2 separate regions of the Homo sapiens genome follow, and region 2 is linked to region 1. The links are chromatin loops, found by intact Hi-C in ENCODE. Cell type or tissue: adrenal gland. All regions are shown on one strand. Links, peaks and the distances in the headings refer to the core of each region. The heading gives the core; the rest is flanking DNA.

What was found. Hi-C counts contacts between places; a loop is a spot of excess contacts. Peaks named below come from ENCODE experiments on the same cell type or tissue, not always from the same donor. Only the 100,000 strongest peaks of a DNase experiment are listed, where the experiment ranks them.
Region 2: a loop joins it to region 1, with 2.2 times the contacts of the local background. A loop is called at or near these places in 3 of 110 quality-filtered maps.

What each region holds. Positions count from the first base shown.
Region 1 is chr3:52,660,500-52,672,286 of GRCh38, forward strand. PBRM1 (polybromo 1) reads right to left here. Exons shown (of 32, transcript NM_001405607.1): 4 at 7,999-8,146; 5 at 1,634-1,777. Among named protein-coding and RNA genes, the nearest start is that of PBRM1, 20 kb to the right of the region's middle. RefSeq lists enhancers at 5,408-5,909, 5,910-6,409, 10,789-10,958. In adrenal gland, for the core only: no CTCF peak of the experiment used is centred there; no DNase peak of the experiment used is centred there.
Region 2 is chr3:52,540,210-52,551,996 of GRCh38, forward strand. UQCC5 (ubiquinol-cytochrome c reductase complex assembly factor 5) reads left to right here. Exons shown (of 2, transcript NM_001124767.2): 2 at 215-1,681. The coding sequence ends at 276. PBRM1 (polybromo 1) reads right to left here. Exons shown (of 32, transcript NM_001405607.1): 30 at 10,538-10,608; 31 at 10,212-10,428; 32 at 5,158-8,026. The coding sequence ends at 7,854. It also overlaps the pseudogene RNU6-856P. Among named protein-coding and RNA genes, the nearest start is that of UQCC5, 9.5 kb to the left of the region's middle. In adrenal gland, for the core only: no CTCF peak of the experiment used is centred there; no DNase peak of the experiment used is centred there; H3K27ac peaks cover 281 bases.

The sequences.
Region 1 (11,787 bases), core at 1,402-9,401:
TATCTATCTATCTATCTATCTATATTTTTTTTAGACAGAGTCTCATTCTAAGACCCAGGCTAGAGTACAGTGGCATGATCTCAGCTCATTGCAACCTCTGCCTCCCGGGTTCAAGCGATTCTCCTGCCTCAGCCTCCCGAGTAGCAGGGATTACAGGTGCCCACCACCATGCCCAGCTAATTTTTGTATTTTTAGTAGAAATGGGGTTTCACCATGTTGGCCAGGCTGGTCTCAAACTCCTGACCTCAGGTGATCTGCCTGCCTTGGCCTCCCAAAGTGCTGGGATTACAGGGGTGAGCCACAGCACCTGACTAGGAACTGTATTTTGAGACTCTAAGAAGTAATTGTATTTTTGAGAAATTCACCCATCACTGCTTCTCTGTATTCCAGCAAAAGGCCTATGTAGATAAGTTACAGAAGAAAGGGGAATATTCTGCAATGTGCTTCTCACAATTTAGCTGTAGAAAAGAGTTGTGATCCCCTCTACTATTCTTTTTTCTCTTTTCAAACATGTCTTTTTATTTTCTGTCTTTCATTTTTTTTTGAGATGGAGTCTCATTCTGTCGCCCAGTCTGGAGTACAGTGGCGCCATCTCGGCTCACTGCACCCTCCACCTCCTGGGTTCAAGCGATTATCCTGCCTCAGCCTCCAGAGTAGCTGGGATTACAGGCATGTGCCACCTGCCTAGCTAATTTTTGTATTTTTGGTAGAGACAGGGTTTTACCATGTTGGTCAGGCTGTTCTTGAACTCCTAACCTCAAGTGATCCTCCCGCCTTGGCCTCCCAAAGTGCTGGGATTACAGGTGTGAGCCACCTCGCCTGGCCATGAAGCATGTGTCTTTATTTAGTAAATATTTATCAGCACCTACATGTCAGGTATAGTGCAGATATGAGGAATAAATGAACAAAAAGATACCTGCTTAGGAGCTATCATTCTACTTGGGGAAAGAGAGAAAAACATGTAAACTAGTATGTTATTTCACATATAGTGACATTATAAAAACTGAAGACAACCCTGTGATGACAGGGTGGGGTAGGGGCTGAAAAGGAGGAAGGCGGAGCAAACAATGGAGATAGGGTGGTCAGGAAAGTCCTGTCTCAGTAGACACCATTTTAGATGGTGTTAGAACAATAAAAAAGAGCCAGTCACGGGAAAAGTCAAAGGAAGCACTTTCTATGCAGAAGAACAACTGCAAAATTCCAGAGGCAGAAACACACCTGGGAGGTTCTAGGAACAGTAACTATTCTAACCTACAGAAATATTCCTCACTAAGGTGATTACATTCCAACTTCTAATCACAACACTGCCTTTCCTTACATGATGTCTCAATGTAGCAATACTGGACTAATCCTTGATAATATCAAGATTCTCTTTAAAACTGAGCAGGAAATATGCATTAATGTAAGTACAATTCATGAAAATTACCACACATGGCACACGTTGTCCAGGATATCCTAGGATCCCTTAAAAATGGAGTGGGGCTCTCTGGCTGAATGTCCTTTTATCCTCCCAGTTACCAATACAATTGCACAGGAATTCTAGTTGCCCACAACAGCCCAGAGGGAATCACAAGCAGGGGCCCTCTCTGCCTTCCAAGAGCCCATCCATCACAAGTTCCAGCTACACACTTACTCCTTCAGTCACTGTGCCCTGATTGTCTTGCCCATCTTCATCATCATCTTCGTCATCTGCTTCTCCTTTCTGAACAAACTCATTTCTTGTTCGAAGGTACAAATCCCAGAGTTTGCAAGCGGCTTTATATTCAGGAGAATCTGGCTGTATGTTAGCAAAGAGAAAAAAAAAAACACTTTAGTAATGTATTGGAAATTAGTTGCTACTTTTAAAGCACCTGTTTCAGCAAAGACCAAAAATTGTTACAAATTTTAACATCCTCATGATTAAAACATATATGGGTCCAAATCCCGCTTCCAAAAAATTAAGTGTATGTTTTAAAGACATTCTGAAATCAAATTATTTAGGTCTTATCTCATTAAAGAAAGACTTGAGGCAGAAGACAAATGATTTGCTAAATTAAAAGTAATTATGACCGGGCACAGTGGCTCATGCCTGTAATCCCAGCACTTTGGGAGGCCAAGGCAGGTGGATCATGAGGTCAAGAGATCGAGACCATCCTGGCCAACATGGTGAAACCCCGTCTCTACTAAAAATACAAAAATTAGCTGGGCGTGGTGGTACGCACCTGTGGTCCCAGCTACTTGGGAGGCTGAGGCAGGAGAATCACTTGAACCAGAGAGGCAGAGGTTGCAGTGAGCCGAGATTGCGCCACTGCACTCCAGCCTGGTGACAGAGCAAGACTCTGTCTTAAAAAAAAAAAAAAAAACACCAAAAAACCCAAAAAAACTAATTATTACTAATACACTAAGAAAGACAACTTAAAGGATAAGATTTGATTTAAAGGATAGAAGCTAATGACGGTTCTGATGTTATTAATACTTGTGGTTTGAAATTCTTTAATACCTTGTTTCAAAATGTCTGCTCATGAAGTATAGTGGGCATAATAAACTCTTGACTGAAATCTTCTAGTAAAAACAACGTTGGATGCAATGTTCAAAAAATAAAATAAAACTTTAAAAATGCATACATGGGATGCCAATAGGAAGTAAGGATGTTCACAAAATTAAAGGAATAAAAGTAGGAAACCAGATGAAAACCCACAACACTTAAGTCAAATGTTCACTTTGAGGGCATTTATTTATGATAAAACCAAGCTTTCATTTCCAAGGCTTCTCTGGGCAGCGAGGAGGGAAGACAAAGGTCAGGGTCTACCAGAAGCTGGGAATCCAAAGGCCATGGCTGCACCATTAGTGGGAACTCAAATCAGTTTCTGTACTGCCAGGGAGCAAGGACGACTGCCCATCTCAACCTCTACCTATCTAAATTCATGCCTATCTCAAACCATGGCACTGAGAGGAGAGGAGAGGCATGAAATGAATCTCTGAGAACTCTTCATCGTAAAGTTAGCCTTAACAAAGACAGGCCAGTCATCCTGGACAAGAAACAAATCATTTCTGGATGAAACCAACTTCAATTTAATGCTCCAATGATCTCTACAGATAAAGTTCCAAGAAATATTGAGTCCATAGTAAAAAAATCATGAGGCACATAAGAATCAAAGAATCACGAGAAAGCTAGCAAAAATGACAGTGACAACAAATATATGTATTAGATATTGGAATTCAAATAATTAGATTATCAGAATAATCTACCATAGAATAAAAAACAGGTGTGTTAAAAATGTTTAAAAGTTGGGCATGGTGGCCAGGCGTGGTGGCTCACGCCTGTAATCCCACCACTTTGGGAGGCTGAAGCAGGGGGATCATGGGGTCAGAAGATTAAGACCATCCTGGCTAACACAGTGAAACCTCATCTCTACTGAAAATACAAAAAAATTAGCTGGGTGTGGTGGTGGGTGCCTGTAGTCCCAGCTACTTGGGAGGCTGAGGCAGGAGAATGGCGTGAACCGGGGAGGCGGAGCTTGCAGTAAGCCGAGATAGCGCCACTGAACTCCAGCCTGGGTGACAAAGCCAGACTCCGTCTCAAAAAAAAAAAAAAAAGTTGGGCACGGTGGCGCACACCTGTAGTCCTAGCTACTTAGGTGGCTGAGGCAGGAGGATAACTTAAGCCCAGGAGTTTAAGGCTGCAGTGAGCTACAACTGTGCCTGTGAATAGCCAGTGCACTCCAGCCTGGGTGACAGAGCAAGACTTTCTCTCTTTAAAAAAATAAATAAATAAATAAAAAGTTTAAAGAAACAATGAGTTTGAAAACAATGAGCAAAGTCCTACAGACTCTAAAAAAGACGCTACTTCCTATATGTAGAAAAATTAAAATGCAAATACTAAATTTATATTTAACTAATTTAAGAGATTTCACCAAGAAAATTGAAAGAACTGAAAAAAAAAAAAAAAAAAGATTATCTAAAAAGCAACACAGACGCTGGGCGCGGTGGCTCACGCCTGTAATCCCAGCACTTTGGGAGGCTGAGGCGAGTGGATCACCTGAGGTCGGGAGTTCAAGTCCAGCCTGGCCAACGTGGTGAAACCCTGTCTCTACTAAAATACAAAAATTAGCCGGGCATGGTGGCAGGCGCCTGTAATCCCAGCTACTCAGGGGCTGAGGCAGGAGAATCGCTTCAACCCAGGAGGCAGAGGAAGCAGTGAGCCAAGATCACACCACTGCACTCCAGCCTGGGCATCAGAGCCAGACTCTATCACAAAAAAAAAAAGAAAAAAAAAGGAAACACAGACACAAAAGCAGGAAATATGAAAAGTTAAGAGAAATGGAGACCTGTGGGAAGTCTAATATGACACCCAATCAGAGTTACTACAAGAACAGGGCAAAGGCAAAATGCAAAGACATGGCTAAAAACTTTCCAAAGATGATGAGAAACACCAATCTAAGATTTATGAAGCATTACTACTCGCAAATTCTATAAAGATATCCACATCTAAATATATCACAATGAAACTACAAAATACAAAAGAGAAAAGGATACTAAAGACAGCCAGAAAAGAAAAGACAGATAACCTTTAAAGGAACTACAATCATACTGGCGGATGACTTCTCAATAGCAAAATGGAATGAAGAATAAAGAAAGTAGTAATAATGAATGGTACTGACTCCACAAATCAATATTATTATTATTATTGTTTTTAAAGACAGGATCTCACTGTTGCCCAGGCTGAAGTGCAGTGGCATGATCATAGCACATTACGGCCTTGAACTCTTGGGCTCAAATGATCCTTCCACCTCAGCCCCTCAAGTAGCTGGGACTACTGGTGCACGTCACCATGCTCAGCCAATTAAAACAATTTTTTTTTTTTTTGTAGAGGTGGGGTCTTAGTACACTGCCTAGGCTGGTTTCACACTCTTGGCTTCAAGCAATCCTCCTGCCTCAACCTCCCAAAGCGCTGGGATTATAGGCATGAGCCATCATGCCTGGCTGAATAGTATTTTATGGCAGGGGTCCCCAACCCCCAGCCCACGAACAACTACCAGTCCATGGCCTGTTTGGAACTGGGCCGCACAGCAGGAGGTGAGCAGCAGGCAAGACAGCATTATCGCCTGAGCTCCTCCTGTCACATCAGCAGTGGCATTAGATTCTCATAGGAGTGTGAACCCTATTGTGAACTGAGCATGCAAGAGATCTAGGCTGTGAGCTCCTTATAAGAATCTAATGCCTGATGACATGAGAAGGAAGAGTTTCATCCTGACCCTGCCCCCTACATCCACTGCTGTCCATGGAAGAATTGTCTTCCGCAAAACTGGTCCCTGGTGCCAAAAAGCTTGGGGACCACTGTTCTATCAGATTCAAAAATTGCCACAAAAGAACTAAAGTACACAGCACCAGCATTATAAATAAGGAAAAGAGTGATCAGAGTTGAATTATTCTAAAGTCTTCGTATTGTTTGGAGGATTAAGATCCTGATTAGCTTCTGGCTTTGAATAAGTTAATTATGCATATTAAAACTTCTTAGATAAGAACTAAAAGATTATCTATAGATGTTACAATTTCCAAATTTTAGAGGTAATAAGAGGAAAAAAGTTTTGAAAAAAATGAAATCAAAAGAAGGCATAGAGAAAAAAATAACAAAATGCACTGAAGAGTAAAATAAACTGAGCAAGGTGGTGTGTACCTGCAGTCCTAGCTACCTGGTAGGCTGAGGTGGGATGACTGCTTAAGTCCAGGAGTTTGATTCTGGCCTCGGCAACTTAATGAGACCTCATCTCTTAAAAATAAGGCCAGGCATGGTGGCTCACGCCTGTAATCCTAGCACTTTTGGGAGGCCGAGGCAGGCAGATCACCTGAGGTCAGGAGTTCAGGACCAGCCTGGCCAACATGGCAAAACCACGTAAAAATACAAAAATTAGCCAGGCATGATGGTGGGTGCCTATAATCCCAGCTACTCGGGAGGCTGAGGCAGGAGAATGGCGTGAACCTGGAAGGCAGAGCTTGCAGTGAGCCGAGATCGCGCCACTGCACTCCAGCCTGGGCAACAGAGCGAGACTCCATCTCAAAAAAAAAAAAGAAATGGCAAAGGGTCAAGTATAATTAACCTACTTTCTAACCAGAAAAAGAAGTATAAAGCAAGCTGGGCATGGTGGTTCATGCCTGTAATCCCAGCACTTGGGAGACCGAGGCGGGTCAATCGCTTGAGCCCAGGAGTTCAAGACTAGCCTGGGCAACACGGTGAAATCCCGTCTCTATCAAAAATACAAAAAATTAGCCATGTGTGATGGTGCGCACCTGTAGTCCCAGCTAATCAGGAGGCTAAGGTGGGAAGATTGCTTGAGCCCAGGAGACAAGGGCTGTAGTGAGCCAAGATCACACCACTGCACTCCAGCCTGGGCAACAAAGGAGATCGTGTCTCAAAAAAAAAAAAAAAAAATTATAAAGCCAAAGTAATTAAGATAGAAATAGAACGGCCTAGTAACAGATAAACTGGCCTGTGGAACAGAATAAAAGGACAGAAACAGATCCATGAATACATGGAAATGATGACAGCAACGATTGCGAACAAACGCAGAGAGAATAGTGTTGGTTATACCTGTGGGAAAAAAATTGATTCCTACCTTATAAAAGACAAAAATCAATCCCAGCTGCATTTATTCCTACCTTATAAAAGACAAAAATCAATCCTAGCTGCATTAAAGGCTTATATGAAAGACAAAACTATAAAACTTTAAGAAAAGCATACTAATAGAAGAATATCTTGGGCAAGAGGAATCTCTGAAACAAGATACAAATAAACCCAATTTAAAGATTGATAAATTTGATTAAACTAAAATAAAACATTTCTGTTCATCAAAAAATACCATGAAAGGTGAAAAGATATGCACACAGTGGGAGAAGATATTTGAAACACACAAAATCAAATAAAAAAAATAAAAAAACTGAAACACATATAATCAAAAAAGGTTTACTATCCACAATAATTAAAAAATTTCTATGGCCAGGCATGGTCGCTCACGCCTGTTGTCCCAGCACTTTGGGAGGCCAAGGTGGGTGGATCACTTGAGGTCAGGAGTTCAAGACTAGCCTGGCCAACATGGTGAAACCCCATCTCCACTAAAAATACAAAAATTAGCCAGGCATGGTGGTGGGCACCTGTAATCCCAGCTACTCAGGAGGCTGAAGCAGGAGAATCACTTGAACCTGGGAAGAAGAGGTTGCAGTGAGCTGAGATCGTGCCACTGCACTCTAGCCTGGGCAATAGACTTTGCCTCAAAAAAAAAAAAAAAAAAAAAAAATTTCTAAAGCCAGGAGTGGTGGCTCATGTCTGTAGTCCCAGCTACTCATGAGGCTGAGGCAGGAGGATCACTTGAGGCCAGGAGTTTGAGACCAGCCTGAGTAACATAGGGAGACTCTGTCTCTAAAAAAAAAAAGAAAAAAAAATTCCAGAAATATGAAAATGACTAACAAACCAAGAGAAAAATGGGCAAAAGATTTGAGCAGACAGAGAAATAAGAATAGTTCATAATCACATGAATGTGGGTTGGGCACAGTGGCTCACGCCCATAATCCCTGCACTTTGGGAGGCCAAGGCAGGCAGATTGCTTGAGCCCAGGAGTTCAAGACCAGCCTGGGCAACATGGTGAAACCCTGGTCTCTACAAAACATGCAAAAATTAGCTGGGCATGGTGGCACGTGCCTATAGTGCCAGCTACTCAGAAGGGTGAGGTGGGAGGATTGCTTGAACCTGGGAGGCGGAGGCTGCCATGAGCCAAGATCTCACCACTGCACTCCAGCCCGTGTAACAGAGCAAGACCCTGTCTCAAAAGATAATAAATTAAAATACGTAAATAAATAAGAAATAAAAATCATATGAATGTCCAGTCTCTTTACGAATAAGACAAATGCGAACTCAAGCCACAAAAAGAAACTACTACTCACCTGCCAGGTTTATAAATATTAAGAAGCCAATTATCAAATTGGTATCTTCCAATTGGTATCTTTCCAAATTTCATAATTTCTTACCTTATAATAGGACTTTGCATTGTTAAAAAGAAGCTGGAAGTCAGCAGTCAGCAAATTAACATCATCATACTCTTCCATTTTTAGTTTCTGTTGGATTTTCATCAAGTCAATGGGCTGAGAAACCACTTCATAATAGTCTGGTTGATTTCTGTTATAATTTAAATTTTTTTAAAGGAGATTAATCTGAAGCTTACAAAAAGTTTTATTTCAAAACTATTTATGGTAATGTTCAACATTCCAAGTGACAGAGCATATTAGAATCTTTCATGGACTTTGAAGCTTACTTAAAAAAAAAAAAAAAAGAAAAAAATCTGCAAAAAAAGAAAAAGAAAAGCAAGATGCACACTCATTCCCTTTTCAAAACATACGTTAATGATATAAAAACCTAAATTAACACCTGTGATGGTCTTTTATATGCTAACTGTTTAATGTTTAGGGCACCAACGCTAAACCCATGTCAATGGTATCCTTTATAAATGAAGATGACTTACCTTTCATAGTGCTCAAAAGTGTGAAAACAGAGATATGTCTCAATACTCTTTATAAACTTACAAAACAGATTCTTTCTTCAGTAAGTGACCACATAAATTTTTTCTGCCAAGTACTATCAAATGCCTATCATAAATGCTGCTACAATAGCAATTACTAAAATTACAAGGGAGGAAGATGAGCCCTTGGCTTACGTAGCTTAACAAAGATGAATGGACATCAGATACATCTAAACACAACCAAACTCTTCGGAAAAAAAAAACCATGGGACTAAGAAATACAAAATTTGGCTTAGTGGTTATACCTTGCAGGAGAGGGGTAGTGAGGAACACACAAGAAACTTTGTAGGTAATTATAATGACAAAATTTCTTAAAATAATTAAGTAATTTCCTTCTTTAATTCCTTAAGTAATTTTAATGACAATTTCTTAAGTTCCCAAAATAACTTCTTGGGTTTAGGGTTCATGGATGTTTAGTATTTTTTCTGGCTTTCTTCAAATGAAGTTCCAGGAGACAAGTAAACCTACTGAAAAACGATGTGACTATTTTCTCAATTCTCCCACAGGGGTAGGTATTCAGCCCCATTCTAGATGTGTAAGAGATAAGTTATTACAAATAACATCATGGCGATTAAGGCTTAAATCTCTCTTGGAACCTTAGCTGACAGGTTATAGCCATTCTTTTATTACGTATAATATATTTAAATTATTTTTAAATTTGTATTCTGACATAAAAGTTGCAAAAATAGTACTTTTTTTCTGAACCATTTGAATAAGCTCTGACATGATGCCCCATCACGCCTGATAATTTAGTGTTTGTTTCTCACAAATAAGGACCACAACTCAACCATCAAAACCAGGAAGTGAATGTTAATACAGTACAGTTGACCACTGAACTGTGCAGGTCCACTTATATGGGAACTCTTTTCAACCAAAAAAATCAGAATATTGAGAAATCAGAGAAAAAGCAGAAAGAATACTGATGTTGTCAGTGGTATCAAGGAACCTTCTCACAGCACACATTAGGGCTCTGATAACTTAATATCCAAGATGGTCCTCTCCATCTGGGCCTACAGGACCCACAGTCCAGTGCTCCTTGCTGAGGCAGGACCCCAGCAGTGTCTCAAGCTAAGGGGACTATCTGTAGACAATTGAGAATTCAATGAGAACATGTGCCTAGAAAGGACACTATCCCCCAGAATCACTGCTACAAGGTTCCTCACAAACATTTTTAGAATTACCACAAAGACAAAAGAAAAATCAGGATCCCAACCTCTCACTCTATGTCATATGGTCAAAACAGGGTCCCCCCATTTCAAAATGAAATACTTCTAATTTCTAACAGTACTAATTTTTTCTGAAATCAAACATACAGAAAACCATCAAAAGTAAGAATCATCCTTATAATCCAGAATAAATAGCACCATTTGCATTTTTATAGACATTCTTCCAGACTTCTCTATAGGCACATGTACACACAAACCAAATTTAACATAAACAGGATTATATTGTATGTTCTTTCAAAACAACTTTTCTCTTTCAACAATAGATGAGGGCAGTCTGGCATATGGCTGCAAAATAACCAAAATGCAAAGTTTTAATCAGAATAATGAGAAACACTAGCCCTGGTGTGCAGACAGCCTGCCGGCTACTCCCTACCCCATTTTCCCTTCTTCCCAGGATGACAGCATTCTAAGCTGCTGCATGGCTACTAAAGACTATATTCTCAGCCAGCATGGTGTTGCATGCCTGTAGTCCCAGCTACTTGGGAGGCTGAGGGAGGACTGCTTGAGCCCAGGAGGTCAAGGCTGTAGTGTGCAAAGATGGTGCTGGTGAGTAGCCTGCATTCCAGCCTATGTGACATGGTAAAACCTCGTCTCTAAGGAAAACAAAGCAAAACAAAACCTTAAAGACCATATTTATTCTCCAGCCTCACTGCAGCTAGATTCTAGCCAATACGAGAGCTGAAGTGTGTCATATCCAAGTCATGTCCTTAACATTCATTCTTTTTCCATACTGGCTGGAAGGCAGTTGTGGTAGTGAGTCATCTCAGACCATGCAGGCAAGGGTGATACCACAAAGACCGCAGAATAGAGTTGGCTAATACTTGTACCTTGACAACTTCACAGAACAGGACTTTTACACAAGAGAAATAAATTTCTCTTTTGTTTCAGCCATTGTTGATTTGCATGTCCTAGCACAAAGCAGACTAATACAGTAACTGAAACAAAGTATCAAAAAGATATTCACAAATTGTGTAGCTCTGAGCAATACTAATTCTCATAAATACTTGAGAAAAAAACATACATTCCACAGAGGAGCGTCAGAAAAAAGGCACCATTATCTTCGAGGTTGTAACATGACAGTGGTCCAGCACCCAAGGTGTGTATCCTCTGCCCCTCAGCACTCGCCTGCCAGCAAAAAGGAGGCAGCAGAGGGACGGTATCTTCTATAAAAGTTGTTTTGTATACTTCAGTGTGATGCTGCTACTCTATACCACATAATGGTTAAGAGCACAGGCTTTGGAGTCAGAACGACTTTAGTCTGAACACCAGTTATCTTTTAGTAGTTACAAGAACTTGTGCAAGTTCTCACCTATAAACTGTGATAACTCAGAATTTTAAATAAGATATGATTGGGAAAATGCTTGGTATTGTGTCTAGAATGTGGCAAACAATAAATACATGCTTTTACTACTTTATGCTAATTAAATGACAACTTTCAGAAGACTATTATTGATAAACCAACTCAAATATGGAGACAGTTACCTCATTTTAAAAACAATGCTTCCTTTTTGGCCATGGCTAATTTGCTAATTTACAGGGCTCTCCTAATTCAGGATGATGACACTGCATTCTCAGTGGCTTGCTCGTTGAGGTGAGAAATTTGCCTCCAGTTCAACTTAGAGCTTGGTAACTACCCACTGTAGCATCAACAATCATGAATGAATCTAAATCTTTAGTTAACTCACAGCTTTCTACAGCTGCTGTAACAAATTACCACAAACTTCAGGGCTTAAAACAAAACCCATTTATTATATTAGTTCTAGAGGTCAGAAGTCCAAAATGGGTCTCACTGGTCTAAAATCAAGGTATTAGCAGGGCTGCATGCCGTCTGGATGTTCTAGTACGGAGCATCTAGCGAAAAAGGTTTCCTTGCCTTTTTCAGCTTCTAGAGCTCACCTGCATCCCTTGGCTTGTAGTCTCCTTCCTCCATCTTCAAAGCCAGCACTACAGCATCTTCAAATCTCTGACTGAACTTGTCTCCCTCTTCCCCATTTAAGGACCCTTGTGATTACACT
Region 2 (11,787 bases), core at 1,492-9,491, 120 kb before region 1:
GACACTGACTTTTACCCTATTTAAGTCTAGAACTCCATTATCATAGTCCTCATCTAACTCAAGTTTTGTTTTAAGTTTATTTTGGCATTGAGTTAAATATTAATGCCAAGATTCAGAAGTAGGTGACAGACCTAGACTATTGGTTAAATTATTCAGATTGTTTTAATTTTAAATATGTTTCTTAAACATCTGAGCAACTTTTTGTTTGATACAGATGATGTCTACCGTAGAAAAGCCTCAGAAAGACAGTATCAGAGAAGGCTGGAAGATGAATGAGACTGAACTTCAGCAGTCAATAAAGTCAATATGAATTTTTACTATTGGTTTCAGTGCCTTTTAAAATATACTTTTCAGATCTCTTGTTCTGACACAGCTTGTCCTTTATCAGCTGCACAATATTCCAATAACTGTTTTTGCAAAGAATTTTTATAGTTCTGTCTCTGCTTGAGTACTTCCCAAGTCACTGCTGGACAGCACTTGTGGGAAAATTATTTCCTCCTAAAACACTCACTCGATGAATCTAGTCCATGAAATATTTCTTAAACAATTCAAGGATCAATCAGGATGCTTTTCAGTGAAGCCCGAATTGTTTTCGGCAATCTTTGTTTTTAGGCAACTAATTATAACCTTATTTACTTTTTTGCAGAATTCAAATTAAATTATGGACACATTCTCTATTGCCAGATCATTTAAACCAGGATAATTATGCAGGTTGTATTTCTGCCAGCTACTAGACTATAAACTTTTTGCTAGGGTGGTGGAAATTCTTGATTGACTACGCATTTCTCATGCTAGTGTTCTTGTGAACAGAAATATGCTCCTCCCTTGCTTGGCTCCCCTAAACTGCAAGGGCTGGATCTTCATGAGGACTGTGGGCAACAGGTTTCACACTACTCTAGGATGAAGATGTTGCTGTTCGATTCAGCTGCTAGAAACAGTTGCTCCTTCCATGAGAAAGTGAACCTACACAGTATAAAGCATCCCAGACTTGAGCTAAATCAGAGGCTCAGTCTATTGAGTGATTTGGCAATCTGACCCAGTGTAAGTTTGGATCAGCCTGGTAGAAAAAGCAGATACCTTTCCATGCTTGCATAGCCACATCTAACATCGTTTCAAGCAAAAAAAAATCTACATACTAAAGACTAAGTTTCAGAATAGTTTCTAACTATTGCATGAGAATAAAGCTGATGCTTAAGGCCATAGGGTATCCTCAAGTTAATGATCTCTGCCACAAACATGTCTCCTAATTTTTTCTAGATTTTTCTTCTAATTTTAGTCCACTTATCTTAGAACCAATTCAGTAAAGAACCATTAACTAACTACTCCCATCTCCTTAAAGCACTACCTACACTACAGTGCAGCAAGCCCAGAGTCACAGCTGGGAGATGGCTTGAATGTGAAAGGCCAGTAATGACCTCTGCCATCAGGGAGAGGACGGTGGTTCATCGTATTCTCATGCCCAGTTGTGTCATCTAGGATTCCTGGTAAACCTAACCTGATAAACCATTTTTAGTGACTTGACTGCTGTATAAAAACTATAGTATGATTCTCAATTATATGGCCATACTCCATGTTTGCCCTAACCCACCTTGTTTTAGGAGTTTAGTATTTGATACATATAGAAAATACGTCATACCTTTTACAAAGAATAATAGTAAACACTAATAAAACCATTGGCTAACTTTTGTGTCTGCTGTGGGTTCATTCCCTGGCCCATCCCCCTGCTTCCACCCCACAGAGAACCATTAGACTGAATTTTGTGTTGGCCTTCTCTAGAGCTTTCCTCTCCATTTCTTTTTCTTCTTTCCATTAGAATGTTAATTTATTTAAGGACAACAGACTTTGAAAATGATGGCCAGGGTTGGTGGCTCAAGCCTGTAATCCAAGCACTTTGGGAGGCTCAGGCAGGAGGATTGCTTGAGGCAAGGAGTTCAAGGCCAGCCTGGGCAACATACACTCCGTCTCTATTAAAAGAAAAAAGAAGGCTGGGTGCAGTGGCTCACACCTGTACTTTCAGCACTTTGGGTGGCCGAGGCAGGTGGATCACCTGAAGTCAGGAGTTCGAGACCAGCCTGACCAACACGGAAAAAGCCCGTCTCTACTAAAAATATAAAATTAGCTGGGTGTATGGCTGGGCATGGTGGCTTACGCCTGTAATCCCAGCACTTTGGGAGGCTGAGGTGGGCAAATCACGAGGTCAGGAGATCGAGACTATCCTGGCTAATACGATGAAACCCCGTCTCTACTAAAAATACAAAAAATTAGCCAGGCGTGGTGGCGGGCACCTGTGGTCCCAGCTACTCGGGAGGCTGAGGCAGGAGAATGGCGTGAACCCGGGAGGCAGAGCTTGCAGAGAGCCGAGATCGCGCCACTGCACGCCAGCCTGGGCGACAAAGCGAGACTCCGTCTCAAAAAAAAAAAAAAAAAAAAAAAAATTAGCCGGGTGTGGTGGCAGGCACCTATAATCCCAGCTACTCAGGAGGCTGAAGCAGGAGAATCGCTTGAACCTGGGAGGCGGAGGTTGCGGTGAGCCGAGATCGCGCCATTGCACTCCAGCCTGGGCAACAAGAGTGAAACTCCGTCTCAAAAAAAAAAAAAAAAGATTGGACAACTTCTGACTTTTAGGCAGGTAGACTACCAAAGCAATTATTGTATTCAATGGAAGATAGGTTTTCAGAGCACATTAGTTTGGATGCTGTGAGTGAGAACTCATTTGTTAGGGTGCAAGCTTTTTTTGAGATGAGTTTCACTGTCACCCAGGCTGGAGTGCAGTGGCATGATTATAGTTCACTGCAGCCTTGAACTCTTGGGCTCAAGCGATCCTCCTGCCTCAGCCTCCCAGGTAGCTGGGACTAGCTAGCTACCATGCTTGGCTAATTTTTAAATTTTTTGTAGACACAGGGTCTTGCTGTGTTGACCAGGCTGGTCTCAAAATCCTGGGCTCAAGCAGTGCTCCCACCTCAGCCTCCCAAAGTGTTGGGATTACAGGCATGAGCTACTGTGCCCAGCTAAGGTATATAAGCTTTTAATTTTTCCTCAAAAGTATTTTTAACTCTCCTACTAGGAATGACTCTATCCTACTTATCAGACACTGAACTATTTAAGGGCGCCAGGAGTAGTGGCTCATGTCTATAATCCCAGCACTTTGGGAGGCTGAGGTAGGAGGATTACTTGAGCCCAGGAGTTCAAGACTAGCCTGGGCAACGTGGTGAAACCCTGTCTCTACAAAAAGTACAAAAAATTAGCCAGGCCTGGTGGTGTGCACCTGTAGTCCCAGCTATTTGGGAGGCTGAGGTGGGAGAATCACCTGAGCCAGATCAAGACTGCAGTAAGTATGATCCCAGCACTGCACTCTAACCTGGGCAATGGAGTGAGACCCTGTCTCCAAAAAAAAAAAAAAAAAAAGCCGTGAAAAGAATTGCAGTACCACCAACTGTAAACTACAGGGCATAAATTTTAATAAATTTCAAGAACTATACTTATTGCAGAATGCTGAAAACCTGATTAGCATTTATTACTAGAACTCTACCTCCACTGTGGTGTTGGGGAAAGAATATGGGCTTTGGAGTGTCACTTTATTATCTGAATTTATAGAGAAAGTACCTAATAATAGTACAACAGTATTACAGCCCCCCCCAAAAAAAGAAAGAAAAAAAGTAGTGAATAAATGAGTTATTTTTGTTCATCTAGCAGTTCTATTTTGGAAGTCTTACCTACATCCCTGATGTGATATTTAATCTCCATTTTGTGTGTGTGTTTAAATTTTTCACACTGAATTAACTCTCTTTAAAGAAATATACTCTTAGCTGGGCGCGGTGGCTCACGCCTGTAATCCTAGCACTTTGGGAGGCCGAGGCAGGCGGATCACGACATCAGGAGATCAAGACCATCCTGGCTAACACAGTGAAACCCCATCTCTACTAAAAACACAAAAAATTAGCCGGGCGTGGTGCTGGGCGCCTGTAGTCCCAGCTACTCAGGAGGCTAAGGCAGGAGAATGGCGTGAACGACAACAACAAAAATATATATATATACGCACACACACACTCTTGGACCCTGTTGTTTTCCAAAGTAATTTATCTCCTAGTAAAGCATGTTAGTGCTTAGTCTTCACACGAGTATTAAATCTGGAGTTTCTTGTCTCATTTATGTGCTATCTGCAAGATGTAAATACCATGAAATAGCCAAAACAGGGAAAAGGGACAGTCCATTAATTTGTTTAGTTCTGAACTTTCATTCAGGGACCTAACATACTTCCAGGCTAAAATGGAACAGAGTAGGCTGGGCGCAGTGGCTCACACCTGTAACCTTAGCACTTTGGGAGGCTGAGGCAGGTGGATCACTTGAGGCCAGGAGTTCAAAACCAGCCTAGCCAATATGGAGAAACCCTGTCTCTACTAAAAATTCAAAAATTAGCCAGGCATGGTGGCGCATGCTGCAGTGAGCCAAGGTTGCACCACTGCACTCCAGCCTGGGTGACAGAGTGAGGTTCCGTCTCAAAAGAAAAAAAAAAAAGGAACAGAATAATAGCAATATTTGTTTGCTCAGTGTTCAGATGGGATGTCTAGCTATACATCAATGATTGTTCAAAATATGCTCAGGGGCACAGATGCCGGTACTATCCTAAATTCAGGAGAACAGAACCACAGGGATTTGCAAAGTGATATTAGAGGAAAACAGTTGGTTGCTTTTACCAACACTTTCTATTAAAAGCATGGTCATGTTTTAAGAGTTTATAAAGATGTTAAAGACACCTGGGCCACCTGTTTCTTCTGGCCACAGACAAGCTATTTGAAGTGGGCTATACTGCTTACATGCTTTCCTCACTTTCCGCCCTCAGTAATTCTCCAATTTTAATTTCAACCTGCATTTCTGCCCATGCTGAGGACATGTAGGAATTCCTTGACTGCCAGCCTGAGGCGTGGCGTGGGGCACTTCAGTCTGCAGTCTGACTACATTTGGCTCTGTGTTAATGCAGCCCGAGCCCTGAACCAGAGGTCTGGACACTGACTTTCATCTCCATCTGTGGAGCTTTGTTCTCTTAAATTGGCAGTCACATACAACCTTGTCAGCATGAAATCAGGGCTTGCAGGAGTTAAATCTGCTTGAAACATCTGACACCACTTTAACAGAACAACCAAACCTGGTTAATCCAAATCACTTTGCAAACTCTGTATTTATTTGGATTAAAAAGCTTTAGATGAACAACAAAAAAAAGATACATACATGTTATAAGACTAGTTACCACGTAAACCTCAGATGATATGATACAGAAATTAGAATAAACCAAGTTTTAATCAGGTATGAAAACATTCAAGCTCAAAATCATCAACACCAATTTGGGGATTTTACAGAAATAGGTGCCCCTCTCAATTCTTCCTCATAGGAAGGGGAGAGTGGCTTAAAAAAAAAACAACAACCAAAACAGTTAAAGGCCTTTTAAATCAGTTGGCTGACAAACATACTGTTTTAAACCTACAGGTTCCCCTCAGTCCCCCCGTTTGCAATATAAACAATTCTTCTCCACAGGAACTTACATTTTGAAAACATTTAGGCCATTATACTTTCTAAGCCACATTACTACAGTTCCTAAAACTTATGAAAAAAAGGTGTATAGTTTACTTGTACTTTCTTGAGTCAATTTTTTTTTCTTTTTTGAAGATGGCTGACCTCAAATCTTATATCCTAAATATTAACGATATCCCCCAAGTTAATATACAGAAAAACATGATTCTAAAATAAATACACAGGCTTTTTAAAAAAAACTTAATTAGGGCCTGTCTAGTGATGCCCTGGGCCGGTGCTGCACTGCTTTAGGGAAGCCCCTGGCTGGATCTATGTTTCCTATAGCACCTCTAGGCACTGGGAAGGAGCCTGGAGGAGAGCTCTGGCTTCTAATGACCCACGTGGCCCCCAGTGAAAAATTTTTTTAGAGGCTCCCCAAAGAAGTCTCATCCAGACCTTAAGGGAAATAAAATGAATGCATGAAATAAATAAATAATTTAACCACAACTAAATTTCATGTTCTTTGGTGTAATTCAAGGATGTCTAGAAACAAAATAATCTGATTGCATTATACAGTCCATGATGATTCAATTGCCCAAATAGCCAGGAATTGAAGATTTATCTGACTCACTTTAACAATAAGGTACTGACACACTACTGCAATACATTTTTTTAAATTCAATATTATTTAAAATACTTGATGCAAATTCAAATCCAGTGGTTGACTAAAGGCAATTAAGTTAAAGGGCCTCCCATATTTAAAGTATCTAGATACAAGAGACTTTTTTCCATTCTACACTCTTTTGCCCTCATGATTTAATAAGTACAGTAATTAAACATCTGGGTACTGATTCATAGCAGATTAAAAGGAAAAAAGCATCCTCTGAGATTAACTCTCTCAGATTATAAACAGCAGTGGAAGCTCTACCACAATGGCAATCACCCAGTTACTATAAAGCAGGTTTCAAAAACATGCCGCCAAGTGAAACAATGTTCCTACTGTCTGCCATCCTATGCTGCCTTCAAATGTTTATTGTAGGGTCATATAAGAAAGACAGGGTCACCAAACCCAAGTGTTTGGGATCTGTAATGGTCTTTCTAGTAAGCGTTTTATTAAATTATGATTCCCTTCTCCTGTAATTCAAAAGCACAAGCTAAATTTAAAAAATATTTTAGAAAGTATTAAATTTCTGGTTGAGAATTATAACAACATTGAAACTTAAAAGAAAAAATACATCTGATAATAAGGAAATAAGGAATACTAAAACATACTTGTATATGAAGGCAATCAATCTACTTGTTCACAATTATGCTTCTTATACAGCTCATATCTAGTTCCATACTCTCTTACCCATGTTAGGTTAGGTGTTATGTTTAAAAATAAATCACCTCCATGCATACCTTAATGCTTTCTTCAAGACGAACTTCAATGTTTTTCAATGTAACAGGTTTAAAATTTTAAATCATCTGAAATTTATAGGCATAAATTGTGAATTCATTATAAATAGATCAAAATATCCTTAAACGTACCTGCCTAGATTAAACATACCTCAGGGTTGTGCACGTGTTCTGCAAAAATCACTGACACCATAGTCTAACTCACAGATGTCTAACTCAGCACAATTGAAAAAGTGCTTTTTCCCCTCCTGGTGTCCAGGAGGTACATTAGCTGCAGACAGATGCACAGCACTGATTACATATTTCTGTAGTGAGCCTCTGAGTTAATAGAGCAAATGTGCTGTGTCTATTAAACATCTAAAACCTAAATAACCACCTTTCAAAGAAAGCACTTCATCTGTAAGAAACAGCTTTTGCAGAAAGTGGCTTAAGATATTCAGGCACATGAAACAAACACAAGTATACTCCCCTCTCTAAGATGTAAACTAGGACAAACTTCACATTTCATTATCAATTTAAACTAATCTGTAAACTCTTGTGTGTGTGTGTTTTTTTTCATTTTGTTCTTTTATATATATATATAAAAAAACCCAAAACCAAGAAAACAAAAACCCCAAGCCAAGACAAAAACCTCTAATGGTTTCAGTTCCATGGCAACAAGTAAAAAGATAAAACTCCAAGTCTACATATACAACCAATTATGAAACTGGTTTTAAACGAAGGAAACATATGCAAAAAAATCTTTGTGTATTTGATAAAGTCAACTTAATATAACAAACAAATTGAAATAGCTTATTAAAAGTGTCCGTATATAAAAATGGCCTTGTGATGTACAGTAAAATGCAATAAAAATTATCCTCCTTTGTTCCTTCCCCCCACCCCCAGTAACTAAAATGGCTACTGATCCACAACTCTTTATGCTTCTATATAAAAGAAACGTAATGATGTGATTAAACATTTTCTAGGTTGTATGCTTGGCGAATGTTGAGGGTGTCCCGGAGCATCAAATCTCGAAGGCGCCAGAGGGCATCTGCCATGGTGGTGTGGGCCCCTTTGCTTTTCAGCCAGTGAGAGGGTAGGCGGCTCTCCTGTTCTTTCGACAAATGGACGTCGCGTCTTCGAGCTGAAAATTAAAGTACAGAGAGACAGAAATTAGAATTTTAAGTTGGCAAAATTTCCCTCAGTTCTAAGGTCTGACGAACTTATTAAAACACAAAACATTGAATATTTATTAAATATTATGAATTTTAACTGCAGAATATTTCCAGGCACATTTCTTATATCATTTTACTAGGCACTAAAAGATTTGATCATAAATTTTTTTTTTTTTTTGACATCGAGTCTCGCTCTGTCGCCCTCGCTGGAGTGCAGTGGCGCGATCTCAGCTCACTGCAACCTCTACCTCCTGGGTTCAAGCGATTCTCCTGCCTCAGGCTCCAGAGTAGCTGGGATTACAGGAATCTGCCACCAAGCCTGGCTGATTTTTCTATTTTTAGTAGAGACAGGTTTCACCATGTTGGCCAGGCTGGTCTTGAACTCCTGACCTCAGGTGATCTGCCTACCTTGGCCTCCCAAAGTGCTGGGATTACAGGTGTGAGCCACTGCACCCGGCCTGATCATTATTTTTTTGTAGGCATCCCTGATATTTAATAATTACTTCAATGTTAACAAAAATTCCTAAAAAGGTAAACATGTGAAGAAAGGGAAAATATACCTTCTACTCTAAAGAAATGAAATGAGATGACCAAAGTTGGTTTAGAAATCAAGAACAAGTAGAAACTTCCAAACTTCTCTCCAGAAACTACACAAGTACTTTAGTACATACTGAAAATACATAAGTATGTTGAACTAAATGAATAGCCTAATCGGTTTCTAATATTTTTTTCCTTTTGTTAAACTGAGGTAAAATAGTTTTTTTTTTTTTTTTAGACAGAGTCTTATTCTGTCACCCAGGCTGGAGTGCAGTGGTGCGATCTTGGCTCACTGCAACCTCCACCTCCGGGTTCAAATGATTCTCGTGCCTCAGCCTCCCAAGTAGCTGGGATTACAGACACCAGACACCACGCCCAGCTAATTTTTGTATTTTTAGTAGAGATGGGATTTCACCATGTTGGCCAGGATGGTCTTGATCTCCTGACCTCAAGTGATCTGCCCGCTTCAGCCTCCCAAAGTGCTGGGATTACAGGCGTGAGCCACCGCTCCTGGCCCTCATCTGGCTAATTTTTAATTTTTTTGTAGAGACGGGGTTTTGCCATGTTGTCCAGGCTGGTCTCAAACTCCTGAACTCAATCGATCTGTCCACTTCAGCCTCCCAAAGTGGGAGCCACCGTGCCTGGCCAATAATTTTTAATTTACCCAATGCATCTATACTAATGTCCAAATGCCTGAAAAACAAAACAAAACAAAACAAAACAACAAACAAAAAACAATGTACTTAAAAAGATGGCAGTGATGTTTATGAGAAAACTAGGCTTTGAAATTTGGCAAAAAAAACCACAACAACACTTTTAGGCAGGGCGCTGTGACTCATGCCTATAATCCCAGCTCTTTGGGAGGCTGAGGTGAATAGATCACCTGAGGTCAGGAGTTCGAGACCAGCCTGGCCAAAACGGCGAAACCCCATCTCTACTAAAGATAAAAAAATTAGCTGGGCGTGGTGCTGAGCACCTGTAATTCCAGCTGCTCAGGAGGCTAAGACACAAGAATCGCTTGAACCTGGGGGTCGGAGGTTGCAGTAAGTCGAGATTGTACCACTGCACTCCAGCCTGGGCGACAGAGTGAGACTGTCTCAAAAAAAAAAAAACAACCCAAAAACCATTTTCAGGCCAGGCACAGTGGCTCACGCCTGTAATCCCAGCACTTTGAGAGGCCGAGGCAGGTGGATCACTTGAGGTCAAGAGTTTGAGACCAGCCTGGCTGATATGGTGAAACCCCATCTCTACTAAAAATATAAACATTAGCCAGGTGTGGTGGCATGTGCCTGTAATCCCAGCTACTGGGGAGGCTGAGGCAGAAGAATCAGTTGAACCTGGAAGGCGGAGACTGCAGTGAGCCAAGATCGCGCCACTGCACTCCAGCCTAGGCAACAGAGTGAGACCCTGTCTCAAAAACAAAACAAAACAAAACAAACCATTTTCAGTGTGTTACGTAAACATGCAAAGAAACTCCAAACCATTTATGAAATATATAATTTATTTTAATTGTATAAGAAAAAGGGGTGTTTATTGTATGATATACTATGCTAACAGCAGTAAGACAGCTTTGAGGAAGCATGTATTTCACAAAGGCTTATTTAGAAGGAATCTTACCTGCCAGTGTCTGATCCCACTTGCTAATGCTGTTGGACTCCGCACTGAGTCCTTCAATGTATTTCAGGTAGGCCTCTGAGTGAAGAAGCCGCTGGGTCTTTGGTGGGGGAGCTACAAACATGGGTGTTGTTGGCTGCTGTATGACAGGGGGTCCAGCTGGATGTGGGCCGGGATATGGAGGTGGTGCCTGCTGCCCTGGAGGCCCCAAAACTCCCACCTGAAAGAGCACAGGACCACATGGTGAGGCAAAAAGAGACTCTGCACATGTTCTGAGAAGGATAACTCGAATTCTGTCAAGTCCTAGAAAATCAAACTGGGAGGCTCACCTGTTGTCCATATGGACTTCCACCTGGTGCTGGAGTCCCTACCATAGGGGCCACTCCTTGGTTCATCACACCTATAATTCAGAATGCAATGGCACAGTTAGAGGCTCTGGGTTGAAATGACTGAAAAACTACTGTCTGATAAGAAATGATGCCATTCATAATTCAAACCTATGTACCTCTGCCCTTGAATCTTTGTGGCTAGGAATCTTAAGCACCCCAATAGGATTTGAATAGAAAGTTGTTTTGTTTCTAGGTACTTAAAGTATAATACTAGAACAATCTGTCAGATGTACATCAATTATGGCTTAGAAATGATTTGAACCTTGCATAAAATTCTAGTATTTCTCTAGGTAAGCTATTGTCAGAATATACCTCTACATTCAAGGTGTTTTTCTTCTGACAACACATTCTCCTGCAACTGAAGCCTGTATTTAATTTAAGCAGGAATGGCACTGGAATCAGGCTCAGCAGTAAGCAATGTGCTAGGACAGCAGGGACACAAGGGAAGAGGCTGTGGAAGTGCATAGTTAAATGAGCTTTGTGAAGGCTGAAGGCACAGCCTTGCTATCCCCTCCCAGACCATCAGCAGCTGGTTCTAACTGGAGTCACTAGTGCTGGCAGGGAGAGAACACTTCCATCTGATAGAGTAGCACTCTGAAAAGGAATCATCTGAAGTGAAGTAACCTTGTTGCTATTGCTTTATATGCAAAATGACAAAGGAACAGAGAGACTTCATGGCCCTACTAGATTTGTACTATGTCCCTGATAATAATTTTGTAAGCTTCCCTCAGTGAATGCTCACGAGCAATTGTTGTCTCACAGGCACAGCTGATAATAATGAGATGTCCTAAATTTAGTGTCAGAGGCTCTTTTGATTTCAGGGTGCATATTTGCTATTCTGATAAAATACAGAAATAGGCAAGGGACCCAGTTCATTAAAATCAAATAAACCTAAAACTGTGGTGAACTGTTCTTGAAAACTTAAACAAATCCTGCTGGCTGTGTAGAAGAATCGAGAGGAGGTATAACTTCATAGTGTATAGTCCCTTCGGATTAAAAATCGTAATATTTTGTCCAGGCAGAAGCAGCTCCTCATTCTAAAGTTCAGAACTGTTTCATGAATTTGCATGTCATCCTTGTGCCATGCTCAACTCCATATTGTTCCAATTTTAGTGTATGTGCTGCTGAAGCGAGCACTAAGGTTCAGAATTGTTAAATGCCACTTCCAGGAAGCATAAGAGAGCCTCTTA